Regions from separate parts of the Mus musculus genome. Here regions 2 and 3 are each linked to region 1. Evidence: chromatin loops called from intact Hi-C (ENCODE). Cell type or tissue: left cerebral cortex. All regions are shown on one strand. Region 1 overlaps Snx29 (sorting nexin 29). Region 2 overlaps Snx29 (sorting nexin 29). Region 3 overlaps Snx29 (sorting nexin 29).

Region 1 (8,000 bases):
GGAGGCAATGTGCTGTTTAGACTGCTTCTTGTTGTCTTGGAGTGTCAACATCTTTGGACACCCAAGCAAGCTAAGATGAAGGCCAAGCCCAGGAAGAACAGGCTGTTTCACTTGATGTCCAGGCTGTGTGGGACCTCTGGGGCTAGGGACATGCAGGCAGGCAGTGGATGCCAGGCTGAACCTCCTGGGGCTGGCCGCTTTGAAGCTGTCCAGGATGCAGAGTTTGAAGGAGCGTCTGGAGCTAACATTAAGGTTGCTGGAACAGATATTATATTGGGGGCAGAAGGTAAAGTCAAGGAGTTTAGGGGAAACTTTTTTCTTAGATGTCTTTTTGAAACTTTTAGGCCCATGGTCCTGGTAGTTGGGAGAAGGGAATGTTAAGATCAGGGAAAGTGGAGGAGAGGTCACCCTCAGGAATAACCAGAAAAGGCAGGTGGGGAAACAGGCTGTTGATTGACAGTACTTATCTGGAGTCCATTTGACCCATGAGAGGTGGGTTCAACTTGATTCCCTGAGGCTTACAAAAATTTCTGAGCTTACAAAAAGAGATAAGTTTTAGATATATCAGCATCACCACTGTTTGTAACCTGTACTGAAATCCACATTGTGGAAAAGGCAGTAGTCTCACACCTTTGAGTCATAGTAGAAGCTTGGGGACCCTGAGTTAAAAAGACGAACACTCCTCTATCCAGAAGGCTGGGTGTGTGTAGACTGGACAGATGTTTTAACACGGAGAGAAGCACTTTCAAGTCTATACTTAGAATACAATCAAAGGAAATTTAAAATCTCCAGCTTGTGACTCTAGTAGTAGTCAGTGCTTTACCAGAGCTAGACTGATGGCTCATCAGAACTCCACTGACTGATGCCAAAACCGAACTTTTGAGCTCTTAATGAAGCAATAGCATAGAGAGGGAATGAAACCCAAAACATTTTCATTTTTAAACATATCTTTAATTACTTCTTTATACATTTATGAATCACATTTATATACCTTTCTCAAGACACCTTTTTAGACTTTTATATCTTGCATTTACATATCTTAAAGCATTTTTCTATCCAATCATTTACCATGAGGCAGCTGAGGCCTTGGCCGCTGCTGTGAAACTGACAGAGCTATCACTGACTACTGTATCCACCATCAGGGATCTGAGAAGGTAAACTTTACCTGAGAGAGCAGGGAATGCAGAGCAATCAGCTCCTCACCTGTTAAACATGACAGAGACTCATCAGCTACCTGGGCAGCCATTCTATGTTCCTCCATGGTAGTCTGGATTTCAGTGGTGACAGAGGGCTAAGGCAGCATGAGGGCTCAGAAGATCTGACAGACTTTCCTGTGGAGGAGGAACTTGGAGGGCCAGCCTACCTTGTCTAGGCAGAGCAGGGCAATCAACTTTCTAGTGTCTTGTTTGTCTACAGTTTGGAGAAAATCCTGGTGACTGGCAAAGTAAATAGCATTAACCATGCTAAGTACTAATATAATTAGTTATAGTAATAAACTTTATGTTTTCATAGTTATTTTTTAAAATTAAGCCTAAAGCAAATAATTAGGAAATGGCAAATTTTGTTTAGTTTATTTTTTTGTTTGTTTGTTTTTCGAGACAGGGTTTTTCTGTATAGCCCTGGCTGTCCTGGAACTCACTCTGTAGACCAGGCTGGCCTCGAACTCAGAAATCTGCCTGCCTCTGTCTCCCGAGTTCTGGGATTAAAGGCATGAGCCACCACGCCCGGCTTAGTTTAAATATACTTAATAAATAATGGCCCTCAAACTCTTTGGAGAGCTGCTGAATGTGGCATTTGCCCAGTGGTTATCTGAAAATGGTGGTTAACTCACACGATACATACTCTTTAACATTAGTAAAGATGGGTGCCAGCCACATGGCTGCTTACATCATCATGAGGTCATCAGCCAAGATGGAGGCTACTTAAAAACATCTGTTGCTACTTAAAAACATGCTTTTCTAGTAGCTTTATTTTTTTTTAAATGAGAGTTGAATCCAAGTTACATACACATATACTTACATATAGAGTTGAATCCAAGTTACATACACATATACACTCCGTTGAATCTAAGGTACATATACAGTATATTCTAGACAAGAGTTGAAACACACACACACACACCTGCTGTTGTGTCATTTGGAACAGGCACAGACTCAGCCTACCCCTCCTCCCCAATAACTGCCACGTAACAGAGGGTCACAGGCTGGGGTCACACAACTTTAAACTACTCTTTATCTTTTGTTGGCTTGGTTTTTGGAAGACAGCATAAAATTTATCTTCTTGGATTCTCAGTTATTATTTTTCCCCTTTCCCCACATGAGTATGAATTATAGAGGGCTGTTTTTTGGGATTTGACTCTATCACAAGAGAACTAGCTTCAGTGGGAGCAGTCCTGAGGTAGCTTGTGTCCCATTCTCTTTTTTGTGTAATTGAATATTTTATCAGGTTTTGAACAGCAATATAATGATCCCTAGTCACCCATCTCTTCTAGTTCTCTAAGTAACCAGAAATGAATGATACATATGAATGTACACAGACAGACCTTAGGCTCTCTGATACGTGTACCTGCTCTACATTTTTCTCTCCAAATGTGATTCGAGCATACTGGGTTGGCTTGGGAACAAGCTGCCTTGTTTGTAAACCCAGTTTTTAAAAAAAATTCTGTATATTTCCTTGGCTGTATGTTTGTGCAGCACATGCTTGCATATGTGTTTGTGCAGAGGGTATTAGATTACGTGGCACTGGAGTTTATAGGCTGTGAGCTGCTATCTGGGTGCTGGGATTTGAACTGTAGATCTAGTTCTATTGTGACATGCCCACACCTATTTGTTAGTATCACTGATGGCTGCTTTCATGAGGCAGTTGTATAGCTAGATAGTTCCAGCAGAGACAGGAAGGGGGTGTCCTCTAAAATACACACTAAAATAGTTATCAGCTGACCTTTGGAGGAATTGGAGGTCCCAGACCTGCCTTGTCTTTTCCAGGTAACACTGTCACTTAATAGAACTTTTCTGGGTCATCCTTTCGGTATCAGAATATTGGAATCACCATGGGTGTGCTGTCTGCTCACAAATCATTCTCTGCATGTATAGGCTGGCAGGTGGGGGCGGGGGTGAGCACAAAGACCTCAGTGCCTCCGATAGGGACAGATGGCAGCCCTGGAAGTCAGTGTCATCTAGATCTAGATCTTGACTATCCCTCCAGCAGCATTCAAGCACATTCCCACCCCAGCAGCCAGCCTGCAGTCCGCTTCCTGGGCTTTAGCCCAGCCTAGACAGGAGACCTGTGATCCTGCTGTTAGAAAGGTCTGTGAGGCCTGCCGCTTTACTCTAACTTCCCTCGCCTTTAGCAGACAGTTGAAACCAGCTATGGCTGGATCTGGGTGCTCAGGGTATTTACCAGCAGAGCCAGCACTGTGTGCATTCATTCTGTTTCCAGACCAGGGTGTTTCCTGTTTTGGCAGAGGAAGCGGGTTGGGCAGGTACACTAGAATGGAGGCCGAGGGGCTCAGGGCTTGCATCTTGGGTGTGGGCAGCAGGAGCAGGGCTGAGCTGAGCTGGAGAGATAGGCAGGGCCAGAAGAAACCTCCAACCCAACCTCCACATTACTTCCTCCCCACTGTCACTCAACCTTGGGTTTCCGAGCTCGTCAGACTCTGCCTTTAAAGGGAGAGTGACTTTTAGGCACCTAAAATATTTTTCTTTTCTTTTCTTTTTTTCCTTCTTTTTTTTCTCTCTCTTTTTTTGAAATTTCTGACATTGTTTGAATTTAATGATTCATATTACGAATTATTCATGAAAATGATCTTTTAAGCTTCTTATAATAGCTGAAATTATCCTTCATTAGATACTGACAGTTCCTGTGATGGGTGTAATTATAAAAAATATTCTTAGGCTAGCTATATTCTGCAGTGTTAAAATTACGCAAATGAGCAAGGGACAGGAATAGAAGCTGAGTAGGATGGTCAGATTTCATGGGATAAGGGGGAGGGCACCGCAGGCTTTCTAAAAATGAATAAACATGTGCTTGGGTGTCCAGCGAGCATGCCTCCCGCACAGTCTGCCTTGCTGCTCAGCCGCACCTCCCTGGCACGGGAGCAGAGGCATGCCAGTGACGGGCTTGTGTGCTACGCTTGCCCACCCATGAATCGTGGGATGGAGAAGGTTCTTTTTCTCTCCCCTTTTAGCTCTGTTCACTCAGCATTTTCTGCAAGGCGCACTGTAGTAATCCTAGGTACTTGAAGAGAGTAGCAGTTTGCTGCTAACAGATAGTACAGGGAAGGGAGGAATGGAGCAGGAAGTAGGGCCCTGGGGCTGGGACAGTCACCTGGGTGACAGAACCTCATCATGCTTATAGCACAGGACAGCCAGGGCATGCGTTCCCAGCTCATGGAGACCACCTGGTTTTGGGGGTTTGAGCTCGGTACTTTCTCTAAGGTTCTATATATCTGGCTGTCCTTGAACTTATGACTCTCTTGTCTCGGTCTCCTGGTTATTCGGATTATAGACATGCCTACTCTGCCTGACTTAGATTCTCATTTTTGATTTTCTGTGCTGGAGGCAGACATCAGGACCACATGGCACTCCCCAGCTGTAGACAAGCACTCACCACTGGCCACATCCCCAGCCATCTTCACTTATTATGAGACAAGTTTCACAAAGTCATCTAGGTTGTTCAAAGACTTGCTGTATAGCGCAGGCTGTTTTTGAACTTGAAGTCATTCCTCATCTTCCTGAGTAGCTTGGATGACAAGTCTGTACCGCCATGCCTGGACTTCTCTCGGTATCATGGAGGATGAGTAGAAGGAGGCTGACTCAGTTTATTGTATCCATGTCTTCACACCCCATGCTGTGCTTCTCAAAGCCTCTGAGAGGCGAGCTGGTTACTGCAGTTGCCACTGCCGGCCCTGCACTCGCATGCACATGCACCAGCTATGTAGCTGGCTCTCCCATCTTCCCAGTTTTGACCTAGTCTACTTAAGAAAACTTTAGGAAGAGAGGGTAATGAGAAACAGTGGAGTGTGGCCACATTTACGTGTGCCAGCAGCCAGGCATAGCTCCAAATGTGCTCTGGTGTAATCTCTGTGTTTGTCCTGCATTGCTAGGTGTGATGAGGATCTTCACTCAGCCAAGGAGGAGTCAGAGCTTAGCTAAACTCTCACACACAGATTAGGAGGTGAGACAATGGTGTCAGCTTCTCGGGGCTGGTGATGGATGCTTTGGGGAAGGGCTTTGTTTACCCTTCCAAAGGTGCTCAAACCTTCCTTCCTTCCTTCCCTCCTTGTTTGTTGGCTCACTCATTCTTCCCTCCCTCCTTCCTTCCAACCAACCATGTCTTATGTATCCCAAGTTGACCTTAGAATTCCTTTTTAGTAGAGAATGACCTGGAATTCTTGTCTGCATCTCCTAAATACTGAGGTCACAAGCATGCAGCATTGCATCTGTTTTAGGCAGTGCTGAGAATCAGTTAAGAATTCATGTATTCTAGGCAAGTACCTGCCAGCTGAGCCGCATCTGAAGCCGCTGTTTGTGTTATTTGGACTCTATTCTGTGTGTCTTTTAGATGCTGGACAGGTAGGTGAATTCTGCACTTCTTTATGACATTGCTGAGCTGGGGGTAGAACACAGTTCTGACCTCTGTAGTCTTCTTCTAAAGGGTGCACAGCCCTTACATCTTATCATCTCCAGATGATAGTGTCACCATGTGCTCTCTGTTTATACTGCAAAGCCAAAGGCCAGAAGCTGGCAAACATTTTTTCTCAAAGTTTCAGGTACAAGTAGTTCAGGTTTTCTACTGTTTCTGCTTCCTCTTTCTCCTGTTTCTCACCCTCAACTTCTTCCTCCTCTTCCTTTTCCCCTTAATATGTACAAACTTTCAGTAAACCCAAGGCTGGGTTTGTGTGTTTGGTACATGGTATGTCAACCCACGTTAGAGATATTGTTAATATTAAGCTATTGCTTTTAGATAATAAATCCATGATGGTGAGCTGTCTCAGTCAGCGAAGTGCTGATTTTATGGGCATAAGTGCCTGACTCAGTTCCTAAATCCATGTAGAGAAAACTAGGTATGGCGATGTGTGCCTGCAATGCCAGCACTGAAACAGGCAGGCTCCTGAAGCTTGCCGGCCAGTTCCAGGCCAATGAGAGGCTCCGTTTAAAGAAACACAGTGGCCAGCGCCTAAGGAAGGACCCTTGAAATTGTCCTTTAACCTCCACATGCATGCATACACATGTGCACATACTTGCACACTGCACACGTATGTATCTGTACACACATGAAGGAAGGTTTAAAACCTGGACTATCCTTGCAGGTTGAGTTTTGGTATGAGTTGATCAGTTCCTCACTTGGAAGTCCTTCTGAGCTTGCTTACCCCACATCACCCTCTTGTTGGTGTGCTGCAAACACCCTGCTCCTCTGAAACCTTCCCAGATGACACAGACACCAGTGTCAGGGTGGCTGAATTAGCCAGCTTCCTCCACTGACACAGCACCTAAGACAATCAGCTTGCAGCAGGTAAGAGCCCTTTGCTTCTGAGTTCAGAGGTTTTAGTTAATGGTCAGTTGGCATTTGTGTATTGCACCTCAGGGGAGGTAGAATGTCAGAGTGTGGAGCCTGTGGTGGAAGACCCCACTTACCTCACAGCAGGAGGAAGTATGAGGAAATAACAAGGGCTCAATCATATCTTGAGGGTGGCCCTCTATGACCTGACTTCTTCCTACTATGCCTTACCTCCTCCTAATAGGACGGTTATCTGGGCTCCAGTGCCTTTCGCCCGAAGGCTGCTTGCTTTCTTGTTTTGTCTATGCTTTTTTTCCCACAGTTTGCAGAAAGACCATGTGACATTGTAATGACTGGACTATGTGTGCTAAACTGACCGAGTTGGGTGTCCCCTCCCAGCTTCCCATGCTTCGGAGAGGAGTGGGCTGCCCGTATCTGATTGGTAGAGTGCTGTCTTCTTATAGATCCTTGGCTGGCCTTTTCAGGCCACTGACTGTCCTCTAGTTTTAGCTGTCTCAACTGAGGGATTGCTTCCATCTATTTGGCCTGTGGCCCTGTCTTTGAGAGGCTGTTTTGATTGATGATTGATTTGGAAGAGCCCCACAGCCCAGTCACTGGTGCCTGCCTTAGGCAGGTGGTCCTGGGCTGTGCAAGGAAGCTAGCAAACCTGAGTCCGGGGTAAGCCAGTACCAGTGGCCCTCCGTGGTTTCTGCTTGAGTTCCTGCTTTCACTTACCTCAGTGATGGACTGTGACCTGGAGTCTAAGTTGCTTTTGGTCATAGTGTTTATCACAGTAATAGAAAGCAAACTAGAACACAGCTGTAGATGTTTTCCTCCTCACTCTGAAAGCAAACCATCATGTGGGTTTCTCTGGTGAGCAGTGGTTTGCTCCGTGTGGCAAGATCTGGGTGATGAAGTGGGGGTGAGATCCAGCGGGACCTTCCCGACTGTTGTATTGTCGCTCTCCTTTTGGCTCACTCCTCACCTGTGCTTCAGCCCTCCGTGGCCGGGATCCATACTGCAGCCTCCTGCTGTGCTCTCCATTTGTTTCCTAGAGGCCCAGCGGCTCATGAAGGCTCTGACTGGACCCTGCCTGGATCTGTGCCCTTGAGAGTTTTTAGCTCTCGATCAGGAAAGCAGTTTCTTCCTCCCTCCAGCGTGCCCATCTTAAGAGCAGGTCCTCGGTGCTTCCCAGCACATGTTACCAAGCTATGCAAGGAGTACAAGAGTGGGCATTGACATCACTCTTGTGGAATTTGCATGGATGGGGCAAGCGGTACATCTCCCTGTCTCCCTCCCTTTTTTCCTCTTGTCTTCCTCTTTGCTTCTCTCCCCATGGGCCAGCCACCCATTCTGATGCCAGATGGTCTGCAACCAAGTGCTTGCGCTGGAGGCTTACAGATGGTTAGGGAGGTGCACAGCAGGATGCAATCTCTGTGATTCAGGCAGATATTGGTGAATTCAAGGCAGCCCAGTTCACATAGCAAGCTGCAGGCCAGCTA
Region 2 (8,000 bases), 89 kb after region 1:
CAGTCCCACATCTCTACCCCTGGGATAAAAATGAAAACATATTCCTATATTTCTGTGTTTACCAAAGAAAACAGAATTCTCCAATTGTCACTGAACTGGGTGGTACTTCCTGTGGTACATGCTAGGGACCTACCTCCAGAGAGGCTGTCCATCGTCTTGCTGTCATTTTAGGTGACATATGGTGACATCTTTGGAGGCTTTAGACCTGCAAGGGGGTGATTCTGGCTCCTGAAATATCCCAAATATATCTAACTCACCAGTGGAGATAAAGCCCCACAGGAGTACAACCTGCTCAAGCCTGCCCTGTTTGGTACTGGTAGGGTTAGTACTTGGACCCAGGCAACTTGGGCTGCCTGCTTCTGCCCTCCCCTGTTGGTCTGTGACAGACATTCACAAAGACAGTTTGTAGGCTCTGTGTGTGCAACAGTGGGCTAACCCTGGATGTCTTTAAGAAACCATTAACTAACAGAGAAAGTGAGAATACCATTTAGACAGGGAGAAAACCATAATATTTACATTCTGAATAAAATCAAATTAGGTCATCTCTACAGACCCAAAGGCAGTGCTTGCTCTCAGAGTAGCTAGCATGAGTCAAAATTGCTTCAGCTTTCAGGGAGAAAGTTTTGGTGTGCAGCTTATTGTGACATGGGCAAAGCCAAGGTATTGAAAATAGAGCCTCTGCCCAGCCTCCTGACAGCACAGAACCTGAAATAAATCTGACTGTAGAGTACTTCTTGGCAGGAATTAAAAAGGAAAAGAAAAAGCTCTTGTAGCAGGTGGCACAAAGGCTCTCGCCTGCCCTGCATCTGTGAGGTTGCTGGGCCTGCTGGCTTCCACTGGTGCCTTTTGTGTTGTCATAAAACCAATTCCTTAAAATCCTGTCCCCTCTGAGAACAGTAATAGGAATGACATGTTATCTTTGTCCAGGGTTAGCATTTAGAGTGTGACATTTGCACCTGTTTGTGTGCTTCTCAGAGACAGCAGGCATTATTTGTTCTCCCATCTTAGAGAAAGGCCAGGGGTGCTTTCCTGCCTGGCTGTGAGGATATCTGTGCTGCCTGAGGACAGCAGCCAGAGTCAGCTTTACCTTTTTAACCACCTCAGCCGCAGGTGCTTAACCCCTTGCTCACAGAGGACACACCGACTGTGTCACCTGTCCAGTGTCATCCACCTGATAATGATGGAGCTGACATGCAAAGTGAGGTTTGCCTTCCATGTCGCACTCACCTCACCCCGAAGTTGCTGTATGGAGGTTTTATATGTTTGTTTTTGAGCCAGAGTTTCTCTGTGTAGCCCTGGCTGTCCTAGAATTTGCTCCATGGACCAGGTTGGCCTTAAATTTAGAGATCCACCTGCCTCTGCTTCCCAAGTGCTGGGATTAAAGGTATGTGCCACCACTGCCTAGCATTCATAGGGTTCTTTGAAAAACAGTTTTTAACTGTGATCTTTATTAAGGCACAGTACACTGTGTGTCTGTAAGGCACACAGCCTGATATTTGATATACATTGTACTATAAGTTGGTAATTTTGTGGCCACATTGGGAAATTGTAGAGATTGGGTCAGGCACTCTCAGGCTTTTATAGCAATCTTCCTTGTTTATTTTGGAGACAGAGTCTCATGTAACCCAGCTGGCTCTAAACTTCTAATCATCCTGCCCCAAACCACCATGCCTAGATTAGCAGTAGTCTTGAGAACCAGGGTCTTGTGAGAAATATCTTACTCTATTTCAAAGCTATGCTTTCAATTGACCTGGGGCTTAACTAGGCCCCACCTCTTAAAGGCACACATTTCTCAACATGGATCCTTGGAGTACAAAAGATGTCTGAAATGAACTAAGGAACTAATTTATCCTCAACCTTAAACCAGAAGGGTCTTTCTAGAATGCTCTTAAAGAAGCAACTTCAGGTAAGGTTTGACCTAGAAAGTCAGAACTGGTCCGGGAGGCCTCCTTGCTTCCTTCCTCTCTGTTCTGATTCCAGTGTGCTGTCTTCCTTTATGAAGCTTTGCAGCTACAGAGCTCACGGCCCTTGGCAGTCCTACTCTGAGGAAAGGGACCTTTTTTTTTTTTTCCTTTTAGAATTCAGCCAATGACTTCATTCTCATGGACTTTGATATGCCTATCCTGGAAGGATGTTGTGGACTTATATGATAGATATTGACCAGAAATTAGGCATGGGATGCCCTGTCAAACCTTATGGCAGCAGACAGGAGAGGGTCTTTCCCCAGAAAGCTTGTGAGAACTTTCATAGGGGTAAGGCAGGTCTGCCTATTGTGGGATCTAATGTCAGCTGGAATGCATTTAGAATTCTGGGTTTGGGATATGGCTCAGTGGGTAGAGTGCTTGCATAGCATGCTAAAATCCGTGGGCTTAATTCTCAGCACTGCACAAATTGGATATGGTGATGTGTGCCTTTAATCCCAGCATTTAGAAAAATGAGACAGTTGAAGTTCAAGGCCACCCTGGTTACCCTTTCAACACAAGGACACTGATAAATGTGATCTAGTCAATGGAATGATGCAGGGAAGTACCTTGCTAGAGGCAGAGAGTGACAAAGCATTGAAGAGACACGGGCAAAACTTTTATCTCCTCTCTTCACACCCATCTCTTTTGTCTTATCAAACTTTACTCACAAAGCAAGCTCTGGGACCCTATGTGACTGGGCTGGCCACATGTTCATAAAGTCATCACTGAATGAATGAGTCTGTTCATAGCTGCTTCCCCTACTGACATTTTCATTTATTAAATATGTTTATCTTGTCATGTCTGAGTTCCCAGGCCTTTCAAAGGCAAGAGTAGTTTTTGTTGTAAGGGGAAAGAGTTGTAGGGGACACTGCAGGAAGGTGTGTGATAAAGTTAGAGACTCTGTGTGTGTGTGTGGGGGGGAGGTATGTGTGGGAGGTATGTATATGTGTGTGGTATGGGTTGGTGGTGTGTATATGCGTATTTTTTTTTTCCGAGACAAGGGTTTCTCTGTGCAGTCCTGGCTGTCCTGGGACTCACTCTGTAGACCAGGCTGGCCTTGAACTCAGAAATTCACCTGCCTCTGCCTCCCAAGTGTTTTTATGTAGTGTGTGTGTTGTGTACATGTGCATGTGTTGTAGTATGTGTGTGTGTGGTGTGGTGTGTGTGAGAGGGTGTCTTTCGTGTGTGTGTGTGTGTGTATGTTTATGTGTGTTGTGTGATGTGTATGTGTGTATTTATGTGTGTTTTGTGTTGTGTGTATGTAGTGTGTGTATGTGTGTGTGGTGTGTTTGTGTGTTTATGTGTGTGTGTAGATGAGAAGTAGGCATATGACAGACCTTCCAGTGATTTCTCTGTTGTAAACCCACGTGGCCATATTAGCTTATTGACTAGCACCAGCCTCAGATCTGAGCTTGACCCATGTAGATTTCTCTGCCTGCAGCCATCCTTCCTAGGCACTCACCAATCACTTTGAGAAACTCTTTCCTCTCTTTGTAGCCAAGAGGGACAGCTTATCTGGTTCAGTACACTCCCCTAAGTGACAACACCTGCCCTTCTCGTAAGGACCTTGGTTGAAATTGAGTATATCTTATGTCCTTCCCATTCTCTTCTCAGCCTGGGTTCAGCACCAAAGTGTGGATGAGGCGAGACCCTTTCAAGCCACACGCCATCTCTACCACCTACGTGGATCTCCATTTCTTTTTTGACATTTGAAACCAGAATGCTAAGCATTCTCTTTCCACAAGTTGCTTTAAAGACACGTTTTATTGTGGCTCTGTGGCTAAATTTGCAAAGCAGCATATGTGTGTATTAATCTGTCAGTTCTGAGTCATGTGCTAGTTCTGTCCCCAGAATAGATGCCTCAGGAGATAGATGCCTCTTTACAGCTTCCCCTGACCCCTGCTGACGTGTTTGTCCAGGCTTGTCTCCAGCTTGGATAGGTTTGGGGAGCAGATGGACCTTGCTGTCAGTCTGGCTGGCTGTCAGTCTGGCTGGCTGTGTGGTTCTTCCTTTTGGGCCTCAGTTTCTTTGCCTATGAAATAAGGACAAGCTAGATCATCCTGCTTAACCATGAGAGGATGAGGTAAGAGTCCTTGGCACAGCTAGTATGGGTTAGCTGTTCTCCCAGCCAGGTACTAATTAGATCCAACTCTGCTTAGCATCTGAGATCAGACATGACTCGGTGTGTTTAGAGTGTGGTGGGCAGGGGTTAGGGTATTGCTCAGTGGCAGAGTATCCCACCCCCAGCTTGTGTGAGGTCCTGGGATCCACCCTCAGTACTAAAAACAAGACAAAACCTAGAGATTGTTGTGGCTGTCAAGTGTGTCAGCTCTTTTTCCTGGCTGGATTTGGACACCTTACTAGTATGTAGCATCCCACTGAAGACCCTCCTAGGGTTATAATTTCATGAATGGTTTCTAGACATGGCTGACTTTAATTTCACAAATTAAATACTTAGTTCCTCTATGAAGCACGTGTGTGTGTGTGTGTGTGTGTGTGTGTGTGTGTGTGTGTGAGTGTGTGTGTAACAGACCCGGCCCAGACTTTGTAGAAACAAGTAAGTTAGTGAATGTGAATTGGTTATCTATTTCTGCTGAAGATATCTGTCTAAAAATTAGTGCTTTCAGATAGTATCTTACTATATTGTTGACTTGTGGCAGAATTGTCAAACCAGCATATGTGTGGATTGGTCTGGGTGTAGAGTCTAATGCTAGTCCTCTGTGGGCCTCAGGTTTTTGCTAGCTACTGCTCGGTTCCTTGACACAGAATGACTGACAACAGAGCTGGCTCTGTTAGAGTGGAGAAGTGGAGTGCTGTTGTGTGGAGAACAGAGAATAAGCAAGTGCAAGAAGGACACTCCATCCCACAGTCTCTAAGCAGGGGCATCCCAGTGCTTTTGCCATTTTCTCCTGTGCTAGAAGCAATGGGAAAAGGTCCTGCCCATACTCCATACTCACAAGGGCAGGGTATGCACATCTGGAGGTGGAGAGGTCACTGTGTTGTTTTAGCAGAGGCTTCCCCCACAGGCAGGGAAAAGGTGCTCTGGGTAAACACAACCTAGTGCTGGGAGAGTCTTCCAAAGCCAGGGTTTTCAGGGAGGTCTCTCTGCAGAGGACACTCAGAGAAGAAAGCAGATGGAATGGAACATGAAGGTGCAGAGTCAAGGGAAGAAGTAGAGGAGAGCAGTGTGAACTTCAGTCAGGAAGGGTAGCAGGGCTCAAGCCTGCATGGGAGAGCCTGTAGTAATGAGATTCACTGCCTATTCTGTGACAGGGCTGTCCTATGGGGAGCCGAGTGCTGTCATTGGGAGTTTTGCTCTGTTTCATTTGTTTTTCTATAAGGTAGGTTCTTGCCATTTACCCAGGCTGGCTTTGAACCTATTGTCCTCCCTCCTTAGCTTCTGGAGTGCTGGGATTACAGGTGTGTGCCACTGTGTCTGGCTTGGGGGTTTGCACTTATATTGAGCTGGAGTTGGTCTTGCATTGGCCCAGGCACTAGGAGTCATGGAAGTGGACTTGACATGAGCCATTTGTATGCAGTGTGAGGGACTGGCTGCCCAGGGTTCACAGTGAGATGAGACTTGGTAGATGGCAGGGAGCTCACAGAGTGAGGAGCAGGGCAAGGTGTAAGAAGGTGGTAGAAGCCATTCTACCGCAGAAGTTGAAGGCAGGCCACTCATGTCCACGAGGAGGGGATGTGAAGAACTGTGGAGGAGAGGGCACGGAAAGTGACAGGTCCTTTCACTGGAATTCTGGGGACAGGTCCTCTGTGGTTAAAGCTTGGAATCTTGACAAGACAGAACAGCAGGTCCCCTTGTCCCCATTATAGAGAAAAGAATTAGAAATTGCCTCAGGCACATCAGGGCCCCTCTGAGACCCTAGAATTTTGGTGGTATATCTCTCTGATCTTAGGAAAGCTCAGAAGGTTCATGACATATTTGAAAGCTCCTGGTTGCCTCTGCTGAAAAACATTTCATTGTCTTGAGAGCTAATCCTGTGTATACCACATGCTCAGGCTGCCCAAGTGCCTGCATGGTTGGCAGCTGCTTCACTGTGCCTCTTCTTTATGGCCACTGCTATGTTTCTTCTCATCTGCTCTCCCTCCTGTAGGCTGTGTAGCTACTGTCCCTAGACATTCATGTCCACAGTTATAGTCTCTTCTTTAGGACTCCCATCCCTCCCTGGCATGAACATCATCATCCTCTTTTACAAAGTAGAACTTCAGGTCCAGGAAATTGAGCTGGCTGTCCTGGATCTCAAAGTTGGGAATGAGGGGGTGGGTCCCCATGAGACCCATTTGCTTTCAAGTCTTGTGTCTCTTCTTTTCCCACACACTTGCTTTTATTCCTTTTTAAAAAGTCTTAGGGTCTGAATGTGTCTCTGGTGTCCATTTTAAGATCCCCAAAGAAGAGTCTGTAGGCCAGTAGAAAGACTGCACAATGGGCTTTATGCTTTGTGTGGCAGAGCATCCTGGAGACAGACAGGCTAAGGAGCAGAGAAGCAGCCATTTTTCCATGTTGTGATCTTTTTATGCTGCTTGCAGTGCCTTGCTCTCCATTCATTCTGTGAGTGAGTTCTGAGCACCAATGGTACCAGGCACTGCTTAAGTGTGCCACAAGCATGGTGTTGAACACAGCTGCAGCCCTGGTCTCCACAAGACCCTGCCTCATGGGAAACATTTTTGTAGAAAGAACTACAGATAGCCTGTGGCACAGCTGGTATTTCTCCTCTTGCTTTGTGAGAAAAGGGTACTTCTGGTGGGTGAAGACTATTTACTGGATGTAGATCATTACTGGGTGTAGACTGTCTCCTCTACTGTGTGTAGACTATCCACTGGGTGCAGACTGTCCACTAGATATAGATCATCACTTGGTATGGACTGCGCACTGGGTGTAGATCATCACTGCGTGTAAACCGTGCACTGGGCATAGATCATTACTGTGTGTAGACTATCTCCTGAGTGTGGACTATCTACTGGGTGTAGACTGTCCACTAGATATAGATCATCACTGGGTATAGACTGTGCACTGGGTATAGATCATCACTGGGTATAAACCGTGCACTGGGTGTAGATCATTACTGTGTGTAGACTATCCACTGGGTGTGGACTATCTACTGGGTATAGACTATCCACTGGGTGTAGGTCATCACTGGGTGTAGAGTATCAATGTGTGTAGTTCTTTCCCTGGGTGTAGCTCCCAGACTAGGTGTACGTTGTTACTGGATGTAGATCTTCAACTGTGAAGGCAGCCTTGGAGTTCTGTTGACTGTCTGTGTTTAGCATTTAAAAATACCTTTAGGTCAAATCTGTTTCTGTTCTGTTGTACTGTTCACATTTTTAAATGTGAAACCTGTAAGAATGGAGCTTCAAAATGAGGCGGGCTAAAGTCTCATGCAATAGTCACCTTTATTCAGAGCATCAGACAGTTTATACTCTGCCGGTTAAGACAGTTTATACTCACCTGAATAAAGTCACAAGGACAAGCCACATGTGGCAAAACGTGTTTTTTTCCATCGAGGCAAATGGATATAACAGCAGCCAGTTGTAATGAATAATCTGAGGAAACTCACTCGGATCTGCTATACCTGGGAAAGGCACAAAAACATAAGCCAAGAACAAGTCCTTGTTGAAAAAAAAAATAACTGAGGTCACAAGACTTGTCTTGTCTTGGTGTTTTCTCACAAGCACTCTCAGGACTCTATTCTTCGACCCTATTCTGTCATATTCCCCCCACCTTTTATTTTTTAATAGCAGGAGATCCAGAGTTGTTTTGATTTGAGGTGTTGTAGATAAATGTAATTGTCATTTGATACATGAATATCCTATAAGCAAGCAAATATTAGAACAGTGAGAGCATAGTGTGTAGTGCTTGGCCACCAAGAGCAGGGATCCAAACTATTCATACTATTTGTTACATTGTTATGCTGATCCTAAAAACCTAGAGAATGGCTTGAAAAGAGACCTATATGATTAGTAGCTCTGGTCTCTTGTAGAATGTAAACCCATATTTGCCTTTCATAGGAATATAAATGTTAT
Region 3 (8,000 bases), 67 kb before region 1:
CTGGCTGCTTTCTGTGGTTTATGTCTCACAAACTGTGACCTCTAGTGACCTTGTTAGTCATCTATTTTGCCGTCTTTGGACTTCATGCTAGCAGATTTGCTGTTCCTTTTTTGTAAACATTCTTGGTGACACTCCTAATGTCCATAACTAATATAACATACATATAACACAAGTGATTTAGGAAGCTAGCTTATAGTTTATGTGAAAGAGAAATGAACAAGAAGCCATTCATAATAGAAGCAGACTCTGTTCTACATTGGTTAGGATAGTTCTGGGACAGAGTGAACCACAGATGCCAGCTCTCTGCTGGCAGGGCCAGCCTAGTCTCTCCAGGGCTGAGTGGGATGGTGACTGTTGCAGCCCAAAACAAACACACCCAGGCCGGGAGTCTGTCAGAGCAGGAACTTGTTTTATTGTAGCAGTCTTTCCTTTATATAGGGTTGAAGAAAGAGGTGGGGATTTTTGGTGAGGTGAGATGATGTAGAGGGCGGGGAAGGATGCCGTAGGGTATAGGGTGACTGACAGAGCCAATAAAGTTATTCTACATCAGTGGTAGCTAGGCAAAGGCAGGCTTAAGCAGAAAGTGCTGAGTCACTCCAGTACGGAAGTGAGCAAGACAGGTCTCTAAACTAGAGCAAAGACTCAGACTTCCTCACTAGGCCTCAGTATCTGGCGAATAAGGCCCAACCCACAGCTTATAAAGCACTTCCTGGTCCACAGCTTGCACATAGAGAGGGAGGACCAGAGTGGCTGTTTATAGCAAATACGGAATGAAAATGCAGAGTGCAGCAGACCCCAGAGGAGAAGGGCTGTCAGCATCTGTGAGAGGCGGCTCCAGGTTCAGATTCTACACCAGTCTCCTACAGATGGCCCTAGGAGGCCGAGCCAGCACTGTGTACTGCCCCAGCCTCTCAGAAGGAATGGTGTCTTCAGCCTACTCTACATTTTGGCCTGACTATGCCGCCAGGCATGCCTACTTATCCCACACCTGAAGGGGGCAGCATTGCCACCAAGAGAATCCCTGCCTCAGCCTTTTCCCTTGTCCTTTTTCTCAGGACCATTGGCAGAAACACTGCAGAATGTATGTTTAGTCATCCTCTTGACCTGATTCCCCACGTGATCTTCTGAGCACCTACTGTGTCCAGTCACCCTTCCCTCTGCCTCCCTCATTCAGGCTACTGGACGAGTCACTTGTCTGGTGTGATGAGCTGAGAGTCCCACCTTTGCTCCATGCTCAGCAGCAGCCCCAGGTCCCTAACTTGCAGCTGAGAGCAGGGGAATCCATGTATAAGTCGGGACTTGTGTGTTAGGCCCAAGCATCAGGATAGGCAAAGATCTGTCTCAGTGGAAACTGCTCACCTGTAGTCTGGTGCTGCCGGAGTTCTTCCAGGCTCTGTAGTTTACCTTGTTCATTTGTTAACTCTTCAAAGAGCAGCTGTTTTGTGGTAAGCTTTATCAGTTAGAAATGAACAGAGCATGGCTGCGTGAGCCTATGTGTTTAAATTGAAGAGGGGTGGGTGGGGTGGGATGGGGTGTATAGACACAGATGTTAAACATTTGGCTGAGTGATTCTGTGCGCCAGCCATGCTCAGGTGTAAGTGTGGCATGATGTGGGGCAGGGGTGGGATTAGTTTTGCGTCAGTTTACTTTAGTCTTTGGGTTTGTTTGGTTTTTGTTTTTGTTTTGGCAGAAGCTTGGTAGATAGCCCAGGTTGTTCTTGATGTTCTTGAACTTAGTGTATAACCTAGGCTGGCCTTGAACTCAGAGTCCCATTGCCTCAGCCTTGAAAATATTAGGATTACAAGAGTGTGCTACCATTGTCAGCTCTGTCTGAGGCTGGGGTAGAGGGAGGTGCCTCAGGCACCATTTAAGGAAATACTTATTTACATAGGAGCCTCTGTTCCCAGTGGATGTGGGATGGCAGATGGCCACTTAGTGCCTAATGCTTCTCCTTTGGAAAGCCAGGGTGAAACAGTCTTACTCTTATAGATTTTTTTGCAAGAGTTAATGCTGATAAGTGCCACCCAGAGGCCCCTGCAGGTATCCTTAGCCAGAGCTGGGACCATGGAAGTAATTTATTCCTACACCTCAAGGCTACAGTCACTTTTTGGAGTTCATCTGGCTTGGTGTTGCTCAGACATAACTAACGTTCTAATAAAGAATTCTCTGGGTTAAAGTGCTAACCATGCTGCTTAGCTCTGGCTGCACATTTCAGTCCCCAGGGGAAGCTTACAGAACTATTAGGCCCAGGCCACCTTCCAGACTAATTAAGTTAGGCTTTCTAGAGGCGAGACCCAGACTGCACAGGTCTGGTGCCCAGATGTTAATGTCCTGCCAGGTATTGGGTGATGGAAGTGCAGCAGGCTGAGCTGATGGTGGGCACTTCTGAGGTTCTGCAGGGGATGCAGAGGCTGCTGGTGACATCCAGGAAGGTGAAGGTGCTTGATATTTTTATTTCAGAACCAAATGGAGAGTCAATTTGTTACTGTTAGTTTCTTTTGGAAGTGTTGGCATTTTTCATTTTTGCTTAAGAGTTTATTTTCAAGTAAGCTGTAAACAACTTAAGGGATGACTTTGTTTACCGATCTGTATGTGAACTTAAGCCTAGGCCTGCTCATGCTTTGCCCGTCAACACGGATTGCGTGTTCACAGGTTAAAACTGCACATGTGTTTTCTGAGGTGGAATTCTTTTTAAGGCAGGTTCTTTCTTCCTATATGGTCTAGTCTGGTCTTTGATTGGGACCCCCCTGCCTTAGCTTCTCTAGTGCTAGCATGGCAGGGGTGTGCTGTCAGACTCAGCTAGAGCAGAATTCTGTCATCTCTGGCTAGTTGACACTTCTTAAGGAAGTTTTTATTTCTGTGTTTTCAAACATTACCCTGCAATTGTAAAAGCTGTGGACCAACCCCAAATGGGAGGAGGCCCAAATCCCATGGCCCAATGCAATCAATCACTGTCTTCATTGTTAGTCCATCAAGTCCATTTTCTAAGCTTAGTTTTTACACCTTTAGTTGTGTGTTGCAAGTTATGTGTCATGTGTTTTATATTTTCTTCTGTTTCTATGCAGATTTCAGATCATGTTTAAGTAGCCCTCGCCCCAGCAAATGAAGGCAAGTGTGACTGATAGTCTTTACGTGTGAGGACAGAAGAGTTCCTAAAGACACCCACTTGGGTACAGTCTCTGCTAGTGCTTTAGTTTTTATTTGGAGGGGACTGGCAAGATGGCTCAGGTGAAGGAGCTCCTTGTTGAGCCTGGAGACCTGAGTGTAATCCCTGGATCTCATGTGGTGGGGGAGAGTGAACGCCCACATGGTGTCCTCTGACCTCTACACATGCACTGTGGCACACGAGTCTTCACACACATGCACACAGATTATTGTTGATGAGGCATTTATGCCTTTAGGTTCAAACTCACTTTACAAAATCTGATCCAGTAGTGCACAGCAGCTTTGAAGGAAGTCAACCTTGTTTCTCTGAGTCTGTGCACAGGGGGTACTATGTCTGGACACACCTTTATTTATCACGATGTCACTTTCCTTCTTCCTGAGTTCTTACAGTGTATCACAAGCATACAGGCTTTTCTAAAGCCACTCCTTTATTAACTGCAGCTTGATTCCTAGAGTACAACTGCCATGGTAGAAGGTCTGAGCATTTCTGAAGACTCATGATTTGTGCTACAGTTTGGATGGAGTTTTCCCTGGAGGGGGATTTGGGATCCTCAGTATGGTGGTGTTGGGAGAGGATGTGGAGCCTCAGCGGGGCCTGCTGGGAGGTCCCTGCCTCACAGAGCTGCCCCTGAAGAGGTTAAGGGGGCTTTGGAGAGACTCCCTTCCAGCTCCATCTCTCCTGACACTTGTAGCAGGAAGCTACCCCAGAACTGTTGACTTGCTTTCAGATATGATCCCCCCTTTTTTATTTTTAGATTTATTTATTTTATGCATGTGAGTATACTGTAGCTGTATAGTGGTTGTCGGGAATTGAATTTTTTAGAACCTTTGCTCGATCTTGTTGGGCCGCTCCCTTAGACCCTGCTCTCTCCCGCCCAAAGATTTATTTATTATTATACATAAGTACACTGTAGCTGTCTTCAGATCACCAGAAGAGAGCATCAGATCTCATTACTGGTGGTTGTGAGCCACCATGTGGTTGCTGGGATTTGAACTCAGGACCTCAGTGCTCTTACCCACTAAGCCATCTCACCAGCCCCTAAGATATGATTTCTTAACCAGGCAATGCACATCTGTAATCCTAGCACCAGGAGGCTCAGGCAGGAAGATTTTAAATTCTAGGCTAGCCTGGGCTATATAGTAAGTTTGATCAAACCCGAGCTATGTGGCAAGATCCCCTCTGAAAACAACAAAATCAAAAATCAAGTTGAATGGTTGAAAGCATTTGCTGTGTCACCTCAGCACTATGTTGCAGCAGTGCAAAGCAAATTAATACAATCTCTTTGCAATAGAGTCTTACTGTAGAGAACAGAGCAGGCTGTGAGTGGGCCTAGTTCACTGTGATTGCTAAAGCTGTGTGGCATGTCACAGTGTTTGCAGTAGTTTCCAGCCATGTGATGCTGAGTCTGCATCCACTTCCATGAGACAGTAGGTGACTCCTGAAGCAAAGATCCTTGTGTCACAGTTCTCTGTCCCTCTGTGTCTTTTCTGTGTGTAATCTCAGGAGTGGGATGCCATAGTCAAGGCATATGGTTGTAGTGGAACAAGCTGTATACCTTTCTTAGCGCACTAAGTAGGACATACTCCGGCCTGTGCTGGTACTGCCTGCTTCGCCTCTGTTTCACTCCTGCTCGTGAGTTTTAGAAGGTGGAGTTTGGTGAGATTCCCTCTGAGAAAGGAAGGTGGAGAGGCCAAACACTTGAACATTGCCTCTAGATCTGAAAATGTGCAAGTTTCTTCTCAAACAAAAGAGGCAGTGAGGCTCAATGGTGAGGGTCAGTGTGGGCTTTCCAGGCACGTCTCCATGGGGAACGTGGAGCATAGCGTGGCGGGAGGAGGGCGGAACGCCTTAGGCATTGCCCAAGCAACCTCAGGCAGTAGAGAAAGCCACGGGGTGTTTGCTGATTCTAAACTGTTCTCTTAGATTCAGGCTTTGTTGAGGGAGTGGAATTCTGGAGAGTGAGCAGGAAGTTGTATCTGTGTGAGCGTCTGCCTTTGGAAGCATGTGCTTACATTATGTGTGTGACCATCAGACCTTAGTACCCAGTGCAGGTAGGTGTTCCCCACAAAAGCTGTACCACCGTCTAGGCAGTTCATCAAGATATGAGAAGCCTACAGCAATTCCAGGAGGAGTGGGAGAGTTGGATCTGAAGTGTCTCTTTGCCCACACAAAAGTGCGGAAGCAAGAAGAGATAAACTCACTGGAACCAGGAGATACGAGCCAGCCCTCACTAACAGGTTATGCTTGTTGTGCACGGGGGAGGGAAGCTTGGTCACTGTTCATTAGTGTTTCATTGGGATGCCTTTCCTAATGGGAAGTCGGGAAGATCTAGAGGGTAGAATTAAACTTACAGAGCAGTGTGGAGGGATAACAGAGAGCCTGAAAAGGTGACCCATTGGGAGAGATATTGCTGCTACGGAAACTGTGAGAACGAGGAGCTGGAGGTTTTTGCTGTTGTCCACTGGGCTCTGCCTCTGCCCAGAGAGAAGGCAACATATGCAGCCTGCCTATTCACAGAAAGTAATTTTTCAAATCTTTCCAGTACAGTTTGGCTCACAAGGTGGTAATTTCTGTGTCACTGACATGAAGCCTGGGTCTTAAATATAGTCAGCATGTGAGTGCCCTGCAGGCAGTGACAGTGGCAGTATGACATCACTGCCAAGCCACTTCTTGTTATTTTGGAGCCAGAGTGAGCAACAGGAAGCTTGGCGGAGGGGAGATATTTTTGGCCACAGCAGCCATGTGGTTTAAAGAGAGACAACTGTCAGGTCTAGTGCTCGGGAATTTTGCAGACTTTGTGTGCTGCTAAGTTTGTATTCACAGGTTTGCATGAAGTGGAGCGGAGGCTCAGACATACTAGACTTGGCTCTACGCTAGCAGCCCTCAGAGGGTGCGGCCTGCTTTCTTTGGCGCAGATGGACGTTTCTTCAGATGCTTTTTCTTTACAAGATTCAAACTTAACCTCACCGAATGCTCAGCTCCAAGGCCAAAATCAACTTGGAGGGCCCAGAAAACTGCCTGCCTGGCTTTAAAAGTCCCAGTGAGCTACTTGGGAATGACAGGGTGTGTGTGTGTGTGTGTGTGTGTGTATGCGTGTGCATCTAGATGGTTCAGCAGGTAAACTTGCTCATGGCTAAGCCTGATGACCTGTTGAGGAAATGCTAAGGAATAACTTGGGGCTTGAGGTGCCCTCTTTTCTCCTGTGGGCTTTGTAACTTTCTAGTTCCCAGAGATCTGTGGCAGCATCAGCTGAGAGAGAGGGTCTAGCACTTGCTGCTGTCTGTAATTTATGAACTTTACGTTCACCTCATACTGCAAAGGGACCATAGCAATCTAGTTCTTGAAAGCCCTCCCCATGTGCTCTATGGCACAGGCATGTATCTCTCTCTCTCTCTCTCTCTCTCTCTCTCTCTCTCTCTCTCACACACACACACACACACACATGCACATACAACATATAAAATAATCAGTGTAATTTAAAAGAAACTCACACAGGGAATGTGGTGAATGTCTGTAATCCCAGCGCTTAGGAGACTGAGGTAGGAGAATTCTGACTTCAAGGCCAGCCTGGGCTATATAGATGAGACTCTGTCTCAGAAAACCAAGGACCGTGAAGAGTGCTTGCTCCTTGTGGGAGGCAGTAGTCTGCAGTGTAGAGAAACTTTACCTCGGAACCCAGCCTCCTGGATTCCTAGTGAGAGGGAACAAGGAGTTCTTCCACATGCACTGAGCACTTGGACACTCTCATGAGGCAATTCTCTTTTCCAGGTTGTCTGGGAAGGGCCTCTGCTGTACCCATGGTTTTCCTCATTGTTTCTTTGTCTTTCAGACTCCACAGAGCAGTGCTTCCTCCCCTCATTTTTTATGCTGCTCTTTTTGTTTTGTGTGGCACTTTTCATCTTGTCTGTTTCTACCTTTGTGTTCACACCCTAATCTGGTCAGGGGCTTTGTCTCAGGCATTGGGATGCAGGAGGAGTTTGTTGAATGAGTTAACATCTGAATATGTGTCCCTTGTGTGTTGTTCTACTGTTTCTGGCTTACATTTCAGGTCAGTTCATGGTCTAGGATAGCTGCTGAATTCCCTGATACTGTATCTGTCTTCAGGCCAAAGGAAGAGAATCAGAGGTGGGAAATGTGTCCCAGAGCTGGCATTTTAGCTCAGTGAAAGGTGCTGAACGTGAATGAGGCTCTGGGTTCAAATCTCAACAGAGCAAAAAAAGTGCTTCTTCCTCTTCCTCCTCCCCTTCCTCCTCCCTCCTCTCTCTCCTCTTCCTACCTCCTTTTCCTCTTAAAAATATTTACTTTTATTTTTTGTATATTTTCTTGAATATTATACAGAAAATAAAAGTAAATATGTGCACCATGTGAGTGCCTGGTGCCCAGTAAGGCAGAAGAGGGCATCAGATGCTCTGGAACTGGAGCTACAGAGAGTTGGAAATCACTCTGTGGATGTTGGGAACCAAACCTGAGTCCTACAGTGCAGCCAATGGTCTTAACCACTGACCCATCTCTCTAGCACCAAGTTCTTTGTGTTAAATTTAAAAAGTATTGTGTATGCATGCAGGTGTGTGTATACACTTGTGTATGTGCATGCATGTATGGGTATGCACACAGGCACATGTATGTATGTGCGTGCGTGTGTGTGTGTGTGTGTGTGTGTGTGTGTGTGTGTGTGTAAGAACACATGTGGAGGTCAGAGACCATCTTCCTGGAGTCAGTTATTTCCATCAACCATGTGATCCTGGATAGCAGTCATGGTTGCATGTGCCTGGTGATCCATTTCATTGACCTGTGTCGTCTTTTTTGAGGAGGTAGCAATTCTGTATACAGGTCT

Evidence for each region. A loop is a pair of places that touch in the nucleus more often than their neighbours do. Peaks named below come from ENCODE experiments on the same cell type or tissue, not always from the same donor. Only the 100,000 strongest peaks of a DNase experiment are listed, where the experiment ranks them.
Region 2: a loop joins it to region 1, with 2.8 times the contacts of the local background. A loop is called at or near these places in 2 of 42 quality-filtered maps.
Region 3: a loop joins it to region 1, with 6 times the contacts of the local background. A loop is called at or near these places in 8 of 42 quality-filtered maps.

What each region holds. Positions count from the first base shown.
Region 1 is chr16:11,523,129-11,531,128 of GRCm38, forward strand. All of the region lies in intron 14 of Snx29 (sorting nexin 29), which reads left to right. Among named protein-coding and RNA genes, the nearest start is that of Gm32100, 57 kb to the right of the region's middle. In left cerebral cortex, no CTCF peak of the experiment used is centred here; DNase peaks (open chromatin) are centred at 3,527, 4,061, 4,930, 5,003 and 1 more place; H3K27ac peaks cover 1,182 bases.
Region 2 is chr16:11,611,970-11,619,969 of GRCm38, forward strand. The region is part of intron 15 of Snx29 (sorting nexin 29); the gene reads left to right. Among named protein-coding and RNA genes, the nearest start is that of Gm32100, 32 kb to the left of the region's middle. In left cerebral cortex, no CTCF peak of the experiment used is centred here; DNase peaks (open chromatin) are centred at 731 and 3,815; H3K27ac peaks cover 477 bases.
Region 3 is chr16:11,455,894-11,463,893 of GRCm38, forward strand. The region is part of intron 13 of Snx29 (sorting nexin 29); the gene reads left to right. Among named protein-coding and RNA genes, the nearest start is that of Gm32100, 120 kb to the right of the region's middle. In left cerebral cortex, a CTCF peak has its summit at 988 (motif pointing right); DNase peaks (open chromatin) are centred at 418, 546, 930, 4,555 and 2 more places; H3K27ac peaks cover 2,324 bases.